Linked DNA regions of Homo sapiens: region 2 is linked to region 1. A link is a loop called in an ENCODE intact Hi-C map of the cell type or tissue named here. Cell type or tissue: mammary epithelial cell. All regions are shown on one strand.

Region 1 (8,000 bases):
CCACGGCACTGGTTCTGTGCCTCTCCCCTGCACCCTTTTGTGGAACTGGATTCCCCTGGGGCTACCCAGCCCGGAGAGGTCCTATAAAGGGAAGGGGCTTCTGTCTCCCTTTCCTCTCTCCCTTCTCAGTCTCCCTCCACACCCCCACCCTACAAGCAGCAGACAGGGAAAGGGCCATTGTGTTGAAAGGCGAGGCTTACACCATCTCTTCCCAAATGAGGGAAGGCTCCGCCTGTCTGTGCCCTGGCACAGTTCCAAGACATATGAGTACCCTGAGAATAATGTGCGCCCCTTGTGAGCCCATATTCCTTGAACAGTAATCCAACATTTATTTAGCAGAGGCGGCAATTTAAAAAAAATAAATATGAAATATATTTATGTTCAAAACAAGGGATTTATGACATTCAGTCATTAAGTGTCATTTTCCAGACCACGAAATTTATTGCCAGCCATAAACAAGTTAAACTGCTTAAAATGTGGATAATAAAATAAATCTATTTTATTATCGCATTTCCAATAAACAGCACTATGCTGTGCCTTCATCGTTTGTAAAATTTTAGCTGACTCTGACTGTAGGTTTTAGGTGACTCTCAGCTGCTTGGTCTCAGAGTTAGAGGCTGGGCTTGCAGGTTCACCAGAATTGCCCAAAGGAGAGTGATCCTGCCACCGCTGCTACCGCAACTGCGACTTCACAGCCACAGCACCTGTGTGACCCAGGAGGGAAGCAGGGAGGGACTTTGGAGGCACACGGCCTCACAGTGACCTTCAGCAAATGCTGAGTTTGTCACTGTTACCTGCACCTGGTGGACAGGTGGGCGCTTAGCCTGGGATTCTAGAAGGCACAGGGGTGGCCAGAAGGGTCTAAAACTCCTGGGAAGTGGCAAAAGAGAGCTCTTACAGGTAGACGCTTCCTTGCACCATCGGAACCAAGGGCAGCTTGGGGGCCTCCATGGAAGTTGGAGGCCCAGGGAGACTTGGTCTCTGGCCAAGGGGGCCCTTGTGCCACCTGTTTGTGTGGGTTTCGGTGGATAGAAAATGCATGCACTTCTTTAACAAGAAAGTCACCTGGATCCTTTTCCTGTGCCTGTTAGCATATCTGCATCAGTCACAGCAGTCTTCTTCAGCAGGAGTGGGTTCAGTGTGCACATTTCTGGTTCTGGAAGAGTCAACGTGGAAAACGGACTTAACTGGCCCCAGAATCCCAGTTGATCCCAGTGAGGTCGCAGCTGCCCCCAGAAGCTCTCTCTCTGGACTGCCTTTGTTCTGTCTCTGAAATGACTGCAGATCTGGGGTCATCTCCAAAGCAGTCACTTGAAGGTGTCTCTCTAACCTTCCACCCACGTTAGCCTGGCTTCTTCCTCTTCCAGGACATGATGGGAAGGAATCCCCAGGGGACTCCTGGTATCAAAGGACATCCAAGCAGGCCTCTCTCCCCTTACCTCACTGAAAGCTTCTAAACCCTGACACAAGACTGAGACATTGGCTCCAAGTTGATGAGGCTCCTGTCTGTTAGAAATTTTTGACAGGTTGGGTTAGAGAAGCTCTCAGTGCATAATAATGAGAACGCTGTCAGGCTAAATGGCATTCTGACATTTGAAGGAAGAGGCTCATGTACTTTTTGGTTGTTTAAGGGCAAGAAGCCTGGAACTCTGTCTTGTTAAAATGACAAGGAGCAACAAGCAATTTTCCACCTCTCTTCTCCCTGAACAGGTAGAAACTAATAAGGAACTTGTTATTATAAGGAACTTACCAAATAAGATAAGCGTTCATGTGGGAGAGGAACCCTTCAAGAAGGTGCATTTCTATTCGACATCATCCTCCTCATCCTCCTCATCACCATCGTTATCACACATATAATATGTGTGCCAGCAGGGCTCTGTCATAGGCTCTGTCAAGGGAATGAATTCCACAGTCCTTGATTTTGGGATTGCAAATCCTGAGGGTAAAAATGCTGAGAGGCAAAGGGAAAATGATACGGGATCCCTTTAGGTGGCAGTAAATGTGTACAGTGCCACCTACGATATATCAGCAGCTTCCACATTAACACAACCGTAGATCCTGGGGATGACTCTCAGAGTCCCCCATCTGTCCAGCCTCGGGGACAACTGTGAGAAGATGTGGTCAAATAATGGTTTTCACCAGACCAAAGCCTGCACCAAGAAATACCGCAGTCTCAGCCCTTTCACATCCTCACCTTTCCCTTCTAAGCCATGGCCCTGCGAGGAGTTGGGCCTTCTGGAGGCTCTGAGGTTTTTCTTCTTCAATTACGCACAGTCTCATCTTCTGCTCTCCTCAAATTTCTCCTGCTGGTCTGGGTTCTTCTGTGATTTGGGGACTTGTTGCTGAAGACAGGCACTGCCATTGGCCTCACACCTACCTCCATCCCTCCAAATGAGCTTACGGCTTGGGAGAATTGATGCCGAAGGAAACTTTCTCTGAAATACTTTTCTCTGGACAATATGTCTGGAAAGGTTGGGTCTATTTAGAGAAGGAGCTCTTTCCTAAGCCAATGGAACCACCCAGGAGAGTCCTGTTTTAGTACAGGGCACTTGTCTTTTTCTTTCTTTCTTTTCTTTTCTTTTTTCTTTTTCTTTCTTTCCTTCCTCTCTTTTTTCTTGGTTTCTTTCTTTCCTTTCTTTCTTCCTTTCTTCCTTTCTTTCCTTTCTTCCCCTCCCCTTCCCTCCCCTCCCCTCCTTTCCTTCCTTCCTTCCTTCTTTCCTTCCTTTCCTTCCTCTCCTCCCCTCCCCTCCCCTTCCCTTTCTTCGAAATCTTTCTCTGTTGCCCAGGCTAAAGTGCAGTGGTGTGATCACGGCTCACTGTAGCCTCACCTCCTGAACTCAAGCATTCCTCCCTGGACTACAGGCATGTGCTTGTAGTATTAAAAATTTTGATATTTTAAAAATTTTTTATAGAGACAGAGTCTCCCTTTGCTGCCCAGGCTAATCTTGAACTCCTAGGCTCAACCAATCCTCCTGCCCTGGCCTCCCGAAGTGCTGGGCTTACAGGTGTGCACTATCACGCTCAGCTGACACTTGTTTTAGAAGTGGATTTTTCAGTATTAGCACTATTAACATTTGGGGCTGGATCCTTCTCTGCTGTGAGGCTGTCCTGTGCCCTGTAGAATGGTCAGCAAGATCCCTGGTCACTACCAGATGCCAGCAGCACTTCTCCCCCTGAGTTGTGACACCTCAAAAATGTCTCTGCACATTGACAAATTGTTCCTGGGGAGATGGGGTGGGAAAATTACCCCCAGTTGAGAACCACTATTTTAGATGTATTAATATTATACCTGTAGGTTAAAGTTTTTTATCCTAATGATAATAATTACACAAAAACTAATAATTAATGTTATAAAAGTAGCACAGAAAGTAGCTAGGCTCTAAAGGAAACTTGGAGATTCCAACTCCTACCGTCCCACCTGCAAAAGTTTTGGAACGTTGTTAAAATGCAAGGTGGTCCATATCACAGCCGTGGAACGCTGGCAAAAGCAATGCAGAAATCAGCCAGAGAAGCAAAAAGAGTCCTGAGGCTACAAGTCAGGAGATGAGGTCCTGGTCTTAGCCCTGGTCTGCGAGGAGTGTGACAATAGATAAGTCACGTTATTTTTTTATTTTTTATTTTTTAATTTTACTTTAAGTTCCGGGATTCATGTGCAGAACGTGCAGGTTTCTTACATAGGTATACATGTGCCATGGTGGTTTGCTGCACCCGTCAACCCATCATCTAGGTTTTAAGCCCCACATGCATTAGGTATTTGTCCTAATGCCCTCCCTCCCCTTGCCCCTCAACCCCTGACAGGCCCTGGTATGTGATGTTCCCCTCCCTGTGTCCATGTGTTCTCATTGTTCAACTCCCACTTATGAGTGAGAACATGTGGTGTTTGGTTTTCTGTTCTTGTGTTAGTTTGCTGAGAATGATGGCTTCCAGCTTCATCCATGTCCCTGGACATGAACTCATTCTTTTTTATAGCTGCATAGTATTCCATGGTGTATATGTGCTGCATTTTCTTTATCCAGTCTATCACTGATGGGCATTTGGGTTGGTTCCAAGTCTTTGCTATTGTAAGTATTACTGCAATAAACATACGTGTGCATGTGTCTTTAGAGTGGAAAGATTTATCATCCTTTGGGTATATACCCAGTAATGGGATTGCTGGGTCAAATGGTATTTCTGGTTCTAGATCCTTAAGGAATCGCCACACTGTCTTCCACATTGGTTGAACTAATTTACACTCCCACCAACAGTGTAAATGCATTCCTGCTTCTCCACAGCCTCGCCAGCATCTATTATTTCCTGGATAAGTCACTTTAAATTTGGCCCTTAACTTGTTCCTTCTTACAACGAAGTAATTGGACTAAAGATGTAGTGGTTTTCCATGTTTCTTCTGCTATGACCCATGTTGACATTGGAGACACTTCCACTGATACATCCCAGTGTAGACAGCCTTTGTCGTTTAATGTTCTGGTAGAAAATGCAATTTCTAATTTGTAGTCGAAGGTGGCCCTTTCTCATAACTGGGATCAGGACTCTGAATGTGTTCTGATATCCTGGGTGAGAACTTCTGAAATATATAATCCTCACTATTTCTTCTAGTGCTAAAATTCGAGAGTCAAAGAAGCTTCTTATTCTGCCCTGTTTGCCTGTCAACAAATACAATGAACAACATCCTTATTCCCCGATTTTCTGCCTCTGTTACTTACCAGCAGGCCACTCGCCCTCCAAACTGCCTCTTCATAAAATCTGCCATTACTGCTCATCGCTCTGGCCCAGCAGGTGATGAATTCAGTCCATGCCATTAAGCTTCCCTGTGGATGAGTCATCTATTTTTACAAGTTGCTGGTTGCGAGACTAGAGCATAACTTACGGGTTTGTAAATATTTTGGCATCTTCCTTTGTCAAAAGATACTGTGAGACCCAGTGATTCACAAGGTTGTCCTGACACTTTCCCCTCCTCCACCAGCATTTTGAAACATTGTTATCCGGTTTGGTACAAGTTCTTTCAGCTATCACTCCTGCAGGTGTTGGTTTGAAGTTACATAAAGAACAGATTTTCATCTTTCAATAAGTGGCTGGATAGGCTAAACTCAGGCTATAATTTATTACTCTTGGCTGCAATCCATCCATTTGTCTCTGTCCTTGGAGGGAGGTGTTTAATCTCCCTTTGGCTCAGCTTTGGAAGGGACTCACTGATTTGTTGAAAAGTTCATTAGACACCGATGGAGCCCCTGCTGTATGCCAAGAATTGCACTAGGTGCTGGGGATATAAAGATGAATATGACTTGCTCTCAAAGAATGCGTCCGTCTAATGAGGCTGTGGCTGTAACTCAACCATTGCCACACAGCATGGTGAGCAGTAGAAATGAAACAAGCTCACATTATGTGGGTGGTGCAAAAGAAAATGACCCATTTTTCCTAGTGAGATAGGAGGCTTTGTAGAGGAAATTTCACTTGAGCTGTGTCCTACAAGATGGGCAGCAGTTTTCCATGGGGAAAATAAGTGGGGAATAATAATAGGTAGAAAGGCATGGAGGCTTGAAACAGTATGGGGAGTTTAGGGAACTGCAGGCCTGCACCTTGTGGCATAGGTGTGTATGTGCAAGTGTGTAAATGTGTGCGCACACACGCACGTGGGTGCTGTGGGAGAACAGCTGAGGGATGAGGTGGCAGCAGATGAAAATGAGAGGCCGGGTGCAGTGGCTCACGCCTGTAATCCCAGCGCTTTGGGAGGCTGAGACGGGCAGATCATGAGGTCAGGAGTTCGAGACCAGCCTGGCCAACATGGCGAAACCCTATTTCTACAAAAAATACAAAAAAATCAGCTGGGCGTGGTGGTGCATGCCTGTAGTCCCCGCTACTCAGGAGGCTGAGGCAGGAGAATCGCTTGAACCCGGGAGGCAGAGGTTGCAGTGAGCCGAGATTGTGCCACTGCACTCCAGCCTGTGCAACCAAATGAGACTCAGTCTTAAAAAAAAAAAGTATAAAAAAATGAGATAGGCAGAGACCAGTCATGAAAAGACTTGCATGGTGCAATAAAGGGTTTGAATTTATTCACAATAGAGAACTTTTGAAGGATTTTAAGACAGGAATCAGCATTATGGGATTTGCCCTTTAGGAAAATATCCAAGGACCAGGGTTGGGGGCTGGACTCAAGAGGAACCTGGGAAGCATTTGGGAGGTGGGACATAGTGGACAATTTTCCTCAGTAAGGGAGGGGAGAGAGAGCTGGAAGGCTAGAATGGCGTCTAGGTATCAGCCCTGAGGACCTGGTGGATGAGGGTGCCCTTTGCCAAGAAGGAGAACACAGAGAAGGGAAGAGGTGTGGGGAAAAGATCATGACTTTTGTTGGGAATATGTTGAGTGTGAAGTGTCTGTATAGCACCAGGTGCAAAGGTCTAGTTCTCCATCTCTAATAAGAAGCCTCATCGTGGAAATGTGATTAAAATTAAAATCCACGTTGAAATCCTCAGACGAAAGGTGCCATGGAAGTGCAAAGAATCATTATTTAGTGTCTTATGGGCTGTCCTTATTGCCTAGAACACTCTCCTCGTCTTGATTCTAATTGCCTCTGATGCCTGTCTTATCATATTCTAGACATGAAAAAAACAAGTGTCTCGAATGTCAGCTGCGGGACGGGCTTGTGCAAGGAGGGCTCTGAAGCTCTGGGAGAGGCAGCTTGGACTCAGAGAGGTGGGGAAGGTTCTGTTCTCAGTCCTGTGAGTTTGAGCCTTAACCTCTTTCACTCAATCACTAGGTCAGTCTCTGCTCCTTGTTTTGGTTTGTTTTATCAGAACTTAACAACATTCAAGATTTCTTCTTTCCTGATCACCTGCTGCATGGCTGGTATTGGGGATTTAATGCTGAACAGACCGACATGATCCCTGTCCTCACAGAATAAATTGTCTAATAGAGGCAGGAGAATGGCGTGAACCCGGGAGGCAGAGCTTGCAGTGAGCCAAGATCGCGCCACTGCACTCCAGCCTGGGCGACAGAGTGAGACTCCATCTCCAAAAAAAAAAAAATTGTCTAATAGTAGGAAGAATTTTTTAAGGCATCTCATGATGAAGAGGGAGAATCAAGACTGAATCAAACTGTTCCCAAAGAGAACTGTTTTAACTTCAGGAAACAAATGGATGCTCTCTCTTTAAGACAGTGTTTGGAAAACCAGCTCTCCCACTCTGCAAGGCCTCCATGGTAGGGGGAGCAGGCGAAGGAGTTTCTCCTGTTGGGGCTGAGGCAAATATGAATCATCACTTGTATATAATCTTCTGTATCCTGGAGATTCAAAACCAGCGCCTCCATCTTCCCAGTGAAAGTGTTTACATGGCATTATTACCGTGATTATTTATGACTTGCTTTGCTGCCTCAAGGGATAAGGGCGAGTATGAGCTGGGAACTTGTTTCAGTCAAAAGGAAGTGGAATTAAATGATGTTAGAACCTGTACTTAATACCCACATGGAGCTATTCAGCTTAATCTGCCAGAACACCATGGGAGGAGGAGAATGTCTTCCCTCGTCATTGCACTGGGGGAAGCCAGAAGGAAATGCATCTGATGGGAGCAGGGAGCGCAGGTTTGCTGTTTCCCTGACTGCATTTGTGCTCTAAAGGAAGAGCTACTCATTAGAAAGAAGCAAGAACACAGCTATCCCTGTGGGTGTCATGCCCAGAACAATGCTTCCCTTTTTTCTCAGGTCCTAAATTTCCTTCCAAACCTTTGCTTCCTCCCTCTCTTCTGTTCTCACAATAGAGCACCTGCTATTTCACATATCGTGTTGGGTGCTGGAGATATACAGACAGAACCCACAAGCCCTGCCCCTGAAGGACAAACCACAGGTAACGGGAGTGCTGTTGCCCATCTCAGCAATTCAGGTTAAATCCTCCAACCACCATGACCCCAAGACCCTACCTTTTGACGGGCTTAGGGATGTTACAGAGCATTGCAGGGGGTTGCCTGCATGTGTTTCATCAGTAGGAACCAAGCAGTATCTCAAGGCATGAACAG
Region 2 (8,000 bases), 330 kb after region 1:
TATTAAAGCCATGGTAGTGGGGCATGAGCCTGGACCTCCATCAGGAGAAGCATTCCATATTTCTCCCACGTCTCCTCTTTTGCATTGGCTCTGTAATCTGCTCGTGGTTCGGTCATGATGGGCTTTTCTATGACACATTGAGTTGCTTCTTCATCTCCTGGTCACCTGACAGCACGAACTCCCAGGAGGCAGCGCAGCCCCTGGCATGGGGGCAGCCCACCCACTGCCGCTCGGTATGTCTCCACAGGCTGACGGGGTACGGGATCCACCACTGCTTTGCCAGGAGCATGATGGGCCACGAGGTGAAGGTGCCGCTCCTGGAGAACTTCTATGCTGACTACTATACCACGGCCAGCATCGCGCTGGTGTCCTGCCTGGCCATGTGCGTGGTGGTCCGATTCCTCGGGCGCAGGGGAGGGCTGCTGCTCTTCATGATCCTCACCGCCCTGGCCTCACTCCTGCAGCTCGGCCTCCTCAACCGTGAGTGGGTCGGGGAGGTGGGCTGGGTGCAGGGAGGGAAGCTGGCAGATCCCCAAGGGCATTTGAAAGGGCTGCATAAGACTCCGCTGGCCACTCTAAAATCTACTGCTGGAAGGAGCTGCTTTGGGGAGAACAGAGCTTCAGTTGAGAGCATCTGTGGAGCCCGCCTTAGAGGGCACTGGGCCTTCCCGCCTCCCCCTGCCCCTGCCCCGGCCCGGGCTGCACCATGATTCCTTCCGAGTCCTGGTGGCCCAGTCTTTGCTAATAGGTAGACTGCTTCTGTGTGATTCATCACATGACCAAGAAGAACAAAGGATTGTCTCTTTCGAGTGACATTAAGGGGGAAATAAATCTGTTTTGTCACCCTTGCATTAGGGCCCTGCTTTTCAGCAGATGTTCCCGAGTTCATCAGCTTCTCTTTGGACCAAAGAATTTCTCAGTAAAGGTTAAAAATAATCTGGCCGGGTGCGGTGGCTCACGCCTGTAATCCCAGCACTTTGGGAGGCTGAGGCGGTCGGATCATGAGGTCAGGAGTTCAAACCAGCCTGACCAATGTAGTGAAACCCCATCTCTACTAAATATACAAAAAATAATTAGCTGGGCTTGGTGGTACACGCCTGTAGTCCCAGCTACTCAGGAGGCTGAGGCAGAAGAATCACTTGAACTTGGGAGGCAGAGGTTGCAGTAAGCTGAGATCGCAGCACTGCACTCCAGCCTGGGTGACAGAGCAAGACTCCATCTCAAAAAAAAAAAAAAAATCTAAGGCAAAGCTAGAGAGTCCATCTGGCCCTTCCAGCAAGCTCTGTATAGCTCCTCACCAACAAATACCCATTCCCGTGTATGGACAAACCACCACAGCATCTCCGTGGCCAGCCCAGGGCGCGACGTGAACAGGCAGGACCGATGAGCCTCTTCTCCCACCCTGGCACGGTCCTCCTGGGACAGGCTCAGGACACTGCGGGAACATCGACCCCACAGAGCTCCCCTGCCTTTACAAGGAAAATGAACCCGGGCTCTCAGAACTAGACGCCAGGGCTGTCCACCGCACCCAGATCAGAGCGGCCTTGTCGTGCAGCCTAGATTAGAGATGGCTCACTTCAAACTCAGGAGCAGCTTTCTAACTTGGACAGTTCTTATGCAATCTATACCTTGCTGGGAGACTGCTGTTAGGCTTAGCTAATGGATTGCACACGTGGCGCCTGTCTCCCTCCATCCCCGTTCCCCAGCTGCCCTTCCAGGGAGTCTCCTGCTCACACAGTTGGGACGGAAGTGGCAGGGTGCCTCAGCCCCCGGGTGTTGTGGTGCCCCTTTGGCCCTGAGCAGGAATGCACAGGAGCCCCAGGCGAACACCAAGCAGCCGTGAGGAGCAGAGCTGGGGCTGGCAGGGGCACCCCACAGCACTTGACGCAGCTTGAATGCAGGCGGCAGTGACCTGTGGGTGACTTTACATGCAAGGAAGCTCACCCTTTGCACCTGCTGGGGTCTCACTGTGAAGGTTCCATTTTCTCCTCAGGCTCTGAGGCCAGCAGGGTCTCACTCCTGTCTTCCTAACAAAAAGATCTTTGTTTAGCGCAGTATGAATTCCACTGCCCCGGCGGCCAGCGCCATCCCAGACACGGAAGGGAGTTTGCTTGAACCAAGTCGCATGGGAACACGCTAGGCTAACTCCACACCTAATGTGCTCTCTTCTCTCTTCTCGCTTGCTTGGCCCTTGTCCGTGTGGGTGCGATCATGTCTGCGGGTCCAGTGATTGGAAAGTACAGCCAGCACCCAGACTCAGGTGAGTCCCAAGCGCGTGGGCTGTGCTTCCTCGTCTCATATTACATCTAAATGGGTGTTTTCTCGAAGACTCACGGACCTGTGGTTTCCATTTTCTCTTTCTCCCCGTTGCCCTCCAAGAACTGCAGCTGAAGTTGGCCGTAGGTTGGACACTATACGGATACATTTGTATTCTCCCTCTTGCCTCTAGAAAGAGCGACTGGTGCTTCCCTGTTTGTGTGCTGCTTGGCACGCATGCCCCCGCCCCTTCCCCTGGCACCAGGCTCAGCACAGGCCCTGGCCCGGCGCCAACATGCTTTGTCTTAGGGACAGTTGTCTGGGTGGGGGGAGAAAGCCTGGGAGTGCTGGGGCCCGGCTGTCTGTGCTGCCAGGGGAAGCCGCTGTCCCCCTTTGACTCATGTAAGCTTGCTGCCCTGCAGCCCATGGGGACAGCACAGTGCCGCCCTGCACCTCGAAGCTGCTGCTGCACCCGCCTGGCCTGCCCCAGCCCTCGCCCGTGTCCCTGGAGAGTGCTTGCCCTCTATGCAGCCTTGGGGAAGCTGAGCTGAGCCCCAGCTGTATGGTCCTGACAGCATGCCCGTGCACTGTGCCAGACCCTGTCCTGGCGCGAGGTCGGTCTCCGGTGCCATTTACGAGGGCTTTGATGGGTTGAACACTTGCCTTCTGGGCCCATAAATTCTGTGGCTTGAGTTTTTGTTTCCTTAAATCAACCCTGACTCAGCTACCCTGTCCCACACGTTGGGCACATCAGACCTGACTGGAGCAAACATAGGCCAGGGCAGAGGGATGTCGCTGTGGCACCAGGGACATGCCAGCCTGCCCTCCCACCAGGCATGGCTCCCGGCTGAGGAATTCCAATAGAGGCCACCATGAGCTTCAGCATGCTTGACGCACAGGGACTCATAGAAGCCCCACAAAACCCACTGCAGGGGCTCTGGGCTTCTAGTCCTTGAGGTGCTGCTTGGTCCCCAGAGGGAATTGCATACCCATCCATGCCGCAAGCTGGACACTGGGAAGGAGCTGTGCTGTGCAGCCCCAGGCCTCCCTCCCACCCTGGCCTGGCTTCCTCTCTTCCCTCACCACCTTCTTCTGACCTTCCCCCAGGGATGAGTGACAGCGTCAAGGACAAATTTTCCATCGCGTTTTCCATCGTGGGCATGTTTGCCTCCCATGCGGTGGGGAGCCTCAGCGTGTTCTTCTGTGCGGAGATCACCCCGACGGTGATAAGGTGCGTCATGGGAGACACCCCAGGGGACGCCGGCTTCTCGGAAATCAAAGACGAGTCCCTGGCTCCAGGCTGGTGTGGGATTAACCAGCGTCAGCTCTGTCTCTGGCTCTGGACACATCAGCTTCGTGGTTCATAGCTGAGGTGGCTGTTGGACCCAACCCCGAGGCGCCCAAGAGGCAGTGAGAACCTGGCCCTGGGGTCCTGTCCAGGCAGCAGCAGGAGGAAGGGGGAACAGGGAGCTACTCTGGGCCCAGGAAATATGTCAGTGTCTGAGCGTCTGGCAAGGGGGGGAGTGCAGCGGATCACTTATGCCGCACTTCCACCAGAACCTGTGCTGCCAACTCTGCTAAGAGACCTCACGGCACAGCTAGTGCAAAATGTTTCACAAAGTAGAAAGAGCCTACCCCCCGGCCCTCCCCGAGATGGAGTTTCACTCTTATTGCCCAGCCTGGAGTACAATGGCATGATCTTGGCTCACTGCAACCTCTGCCTCCCAAGTTCAGGTGATTCTCCTGCCTCAGCCTCCAGAGTAGCTGGGATTATAGGTGTGCGCCACCACGCCCGGCTAATTTTTACATTTTTAGTAGAGACGTGGTTTCACCTGGTTGGCCAGGCTGGTCTCGAACTCCTGACCTCAGGTGATCCCCCCACCTTGGCCTCCCAAAGTGCTAGGATTACAGGCGTGAACCACCGTGCCAGGCCAAAAGAGCCTTATTTCATACTGACCTGAGAAGTTGATGTCATGAATCCAAAGCGAGCACAGCGAGTGAGATTACTGACTCATGTAAGAAACATGGATGGAGAGCCCACTGCGCGCCAGACACTAGGCCCAGAAAACACAGCAGCACAGTCCCGCCCTCGTGGAGTCTGCGGCCATTTCATACCTCCCTAAAAGGTGTGACTAACCTGTGCTCAGCCACTTTTGCTTTAGTTCGGAAAGTGAGGCTGACCCCTTCCTGGTGCCGTCTCTGCCCCTGGGTCGTGGTTCATGGGTGCTACACGCCATTTACTGTTGCCACCATGCTTATAGGTTAATAAAAAGGCACGCCTCCACTAAAAGGGCATCACTCAGCTGCAGTCATTTTCCTACACTGTTTGTGACTTACTGAGGAGCTTGAGTTATACCACACTGAACTTCTTAAAGGAGTATCAGCATTTCTCATGCACGTGCCTTCATAAAACAGAACTTGAGAGTAATGGCAGTAGTTCAGCCGTGAGTCAAAACCCAGGTGTCCGCATAATGACACCCTTGGGAAAATCCAGTAGCGGCTATTCCAGTCCAAGGCAGACTATGTGGAGGCTAAGCTGGGGAAGGCTTTGGGAGCAAGTAGGCAGGTCCGTGGACTTTCTTACTTTCCACATTTCCAGTAGCCATGCTAACAACAGCATCTTCACGTCCACACTTTTTGATTCATTCTCTTGGATCGTATCCTACAGGCCCAGCCTGACAGCTACTGGGCACCTGGACAGAAATGCCAAGGCATTGTATGATTAAGCACAAGGAACTCATCCTGTCCCTACCTTCTGCATCAGCCACAGGGGAGAGATGAGTCAGGAGCTTATTTAGTGCTTGCAGTTGCAGGATACCTCAGGCCGACCGCAGGCTCACTCCCTGTCTAAAGGACGGAAAGTGAAATTTCTCTCCTTTATCAAACAAAACAGCAAAGCCAAGTCTTTCAATAGACCAGAATCCACAGTCAGACCTTCTGGGTTTCCAGCTGGCCTCCTGCAGCCTTTGCATGATTATGCATATTTTGTTGGGGGAGGGGGTGGCTAGCGGGTACCCCTTAACTCTGGCAGTTGGTAGGCATCATTATTCTCTGTTAGATTTGGCTTAGCAAGCTAGACGGAAGGAAATGCTGTAAGCTTTTCCTCTTTGACGCAAACCTGGAAAGATTTGAGGATAGAAATTCAACAAACATGTTCTCAGATTCAGCTTGCCAAGATGACAAACTGGAAAAAATATGTGACCCTTGGTGATGCTTTTGTGCCTGCAGAGGATGAAAGGAAATTAAGTCCAAAGGGGGTCCCTGGGCCAGGCTGGGAGAATGTCTAGCGTTCCTGACAAATCCCTCTTCTCGCTGGGAGCCCTTTTCACCCGTGCCATCGGGAGGCCACAGCTCTTTCTTGCAAATGACTGAGGAACAATTCCCACGGAGGCCCTAGGATGGAAGTAGACTCCCCTACCATCCCCCCACTTCACAGAGAAAATTCCAAGATAAGCCACGATGGGCAGCCTGGGGCCCGTGAGCTCCATCTTTCTTAGCACAGAACTAGCCTTTCCCTGTGACACTATTACAGACAAGCCTTCTGGCAGCAAAGGGTAAGGGGCCAGGATGGACTGCCTGGAAGCAAATATTAGGATATGAAATTTTCTGCAAAAAGTTCAAAAAATGCTTTTATACTTTTCATACTTGTTCCACCACAAAAAGCAACAAAGGCCTGCAGAAATCTATTGCCCCAAGGATGATAGAGGCCAAGTTAACTAAATATTGTTTCATGAGATTCTGTTCAGACCTCGCGTTGACAGAACCAGCTACCCGCTCAGGCCCAGGCCAGGTGGTGGTTCTCATCAGCCAGTGCACAGCTCTGATTCATCTGTAAGACATTGGGAGTTGGGTGACTTTGCAAGTCTATCTGACTGTGCCCATCTCCCAGCTTGACATGGGCAGAAGTGGCCTGGGGTCCTGGGCGGATCTGGAAGCAGCTGCTGGCTGTGCTGGGGCGGATCTTTTCTATCCACTGTCCATCTGGATGCTCCAGGTGGGCTCCGAGGCTTCCTTTGCCCTCACGGAGGGGTCCAGGTGAGAGAGGAGGCAGGCGCTGGTGATCATGACACCCGCCTGTTTTCTCCTGCCCTGCCCACTCCGGCAGCCCTGGCCCTTTCTAGATCATAAGTCGGACAGGCCTCCCTGAGACACTCCCTGACTGACGACTCCCTGACATCTGTCTTCCGCTCTAATGCTGCCTCAAGAATAGGCACCGAGGGCCAGGATGACCTGGGGTTAAGGGAGTATCAGAGTCTGTTCAACTTCTTTAAAAAGTTGTATCTTAAAGGCCGGGCACGGTGGCTCACGCCTGTAATCCCAGCACTTTGGGAGGCTGAGGCGGGCAGATCACGAGGTCAGGAGATCGAGAGGATCTGGCTAACACGATGAAACCCCGTCTCTACTAAAAATACAAAAAAAATTAGCCGGGCGTGGTGGCGGGCGCCTGTAGTCCCAGCTACTCAGGAGGCTGAGGCAGGAGAATGGCGTGAACCCAGGAGGCGGAGCTTACAGTGAGCCGAGATCGCGCCACTGCACTCCAGCCTGGGCGACAGAGCGAGACTCCATCTCAAAAAAAAAAAAAAAAAAAAAAAGTTGTGTCTTAAAAATGTCACATCTGAAAACAAGTACTGAGTAGCAGACAGGAAGCCAGCATGCGTCCCATGCCGGCAGCGCCTGTGGCGTGCGAGCGATGAGCAGCGGGGCAGGATGAGGGGAGGGTGCTGATGATATGGCCCGGAGCCTGGGAAGGAACCAGACGGAGCTGCCCATGATCCTGAGGCCGCCTCCCTGTGTGGCCTTGGGTGGGTCCCTCGGCCGGCTTTAGTGTCCTTGTCTTAAAACAAAACTGACTACAGGCACCTTGTTAGGCGGGGGTGGAGAATGGAGGCCATGTGCAAAGGGCCTGGGCTCAGCACAGGACAGTTCATATTCTTCTTCTTCGCTGGGCATCTTCAGCAGTTGTATTTATTTCTATAAAAAATGGTACAAATATTTGCTTATCCTCAACTTCACAGAAATTTAGTCAAGTCACATTAAGTAATATAAAAGAGGAGCTAGAACAGGAGCCTCGCCTCGGGTGTTTCAATGTGAGATGGTAACGTTCACATGGCTAACAGCAATTTGATTCTGGAATCCTTAATTCAATGAAGTTTGCCATTTCTAGTAAGAAGTCGGCCTGCATATCAGTTTTCCTACCTTATTGAGATCCTATTGCTAGTAAAATAAAGATATCCCGTGGGTATTACAATTTTGTGCTCCTAAAGCCCAAGGAGGCAGTGTGCGCCCTCGGTTCTCTGTCCGTAAATCAAGCAGCTCTGACTTCTAAACACGGGCGTATGCTGCCCTCTAGTGACAACCCAGAGAAAAGCAGAAAAGGCACTGGCAGAGCCCACATTTCAGGGGCAGGAAAGGAACCCAACACCTTAAAACCAAGGATGTAACAATCTCTTTCTCTGAGATTTCAAGAGAGAAAAAAAAACAAAGCCAAAAATGGCATACCAACTTCTGCCAAAATTTTTCCTAATCGTACTGAATGATGTCAAGGATTTTTTTTTTTTTTTTTTTTTTTTTTTGAGACGGAGCCTTGCTCTGTTGCCAGGCTGGAGTGCAGTCGCGTGATCTCGGCTCACTGCAACCTCCAACTCCCTGGTTCAAGTGATTCTCCTGCCTCAGCCTCCCAAGCAGCTGGGATTACGTGCACGCGCCACCACACCCAACTAATTTTTGTATTTTTAGTAGAGACG

Evidence for each region. A loop is a pair of places that touch in the nucleus more often than their neighbours do. Peaks named below come from ENCODE experiments on the same cell type or tissue, not always from the same donor. Only the 100,000 strongest peaks of a DNase experiment are listed, where the experiment ranks them.
Region 2: it touches region 1 in a loop (5-fold over the local background); 4 of 110 quality-filtered maps call a loop at or near these places.

Annotation. Positions count from the first base shown.
Region 1 is chr6:3,609,744-3,617,743 of GRCh38, reverse strand. All of the region lies in intron 3 of LOC100507336 (a long non-coding RNA gene), which reads left to right. Among named protein-coding and RNA genes, the nearest start is that of PXDC1, 140 kb to the left of the region's middle. In mammary epithelial cell, no CTCF peak of the experiment used is centred here; DNase peaks (open chromatin) are centred at 4,903, 5,293 and 7,303; H3K27ac peaks cover 1,366 bases.
Region 2 is chr6:3,279,339-3,287,338 of GRCh38, reverse strand. SLC22A23 (solute carrier family 22 member 23) reads left to right here. Exons shown (of 10, transcript NM_015482.2): 7 at 248-480; 8 at 2,228-2,260; 9 at 3,364-3,487. Among named protein-coding and RNA genes, the nearest start is that of PSMG4, 24 kb to the right of the region's middle. RefSeq lists enhancers at 1-412, 3,894-4,821, 7,659-7,718 and a silencer at 4,950-5,244. In mammary epithelial cell, CTCF peaks have their summits at 4,923 and 7,616 (motif pointing left); DNase peaks (open chromatin) are centred at 4,978 and 7,598.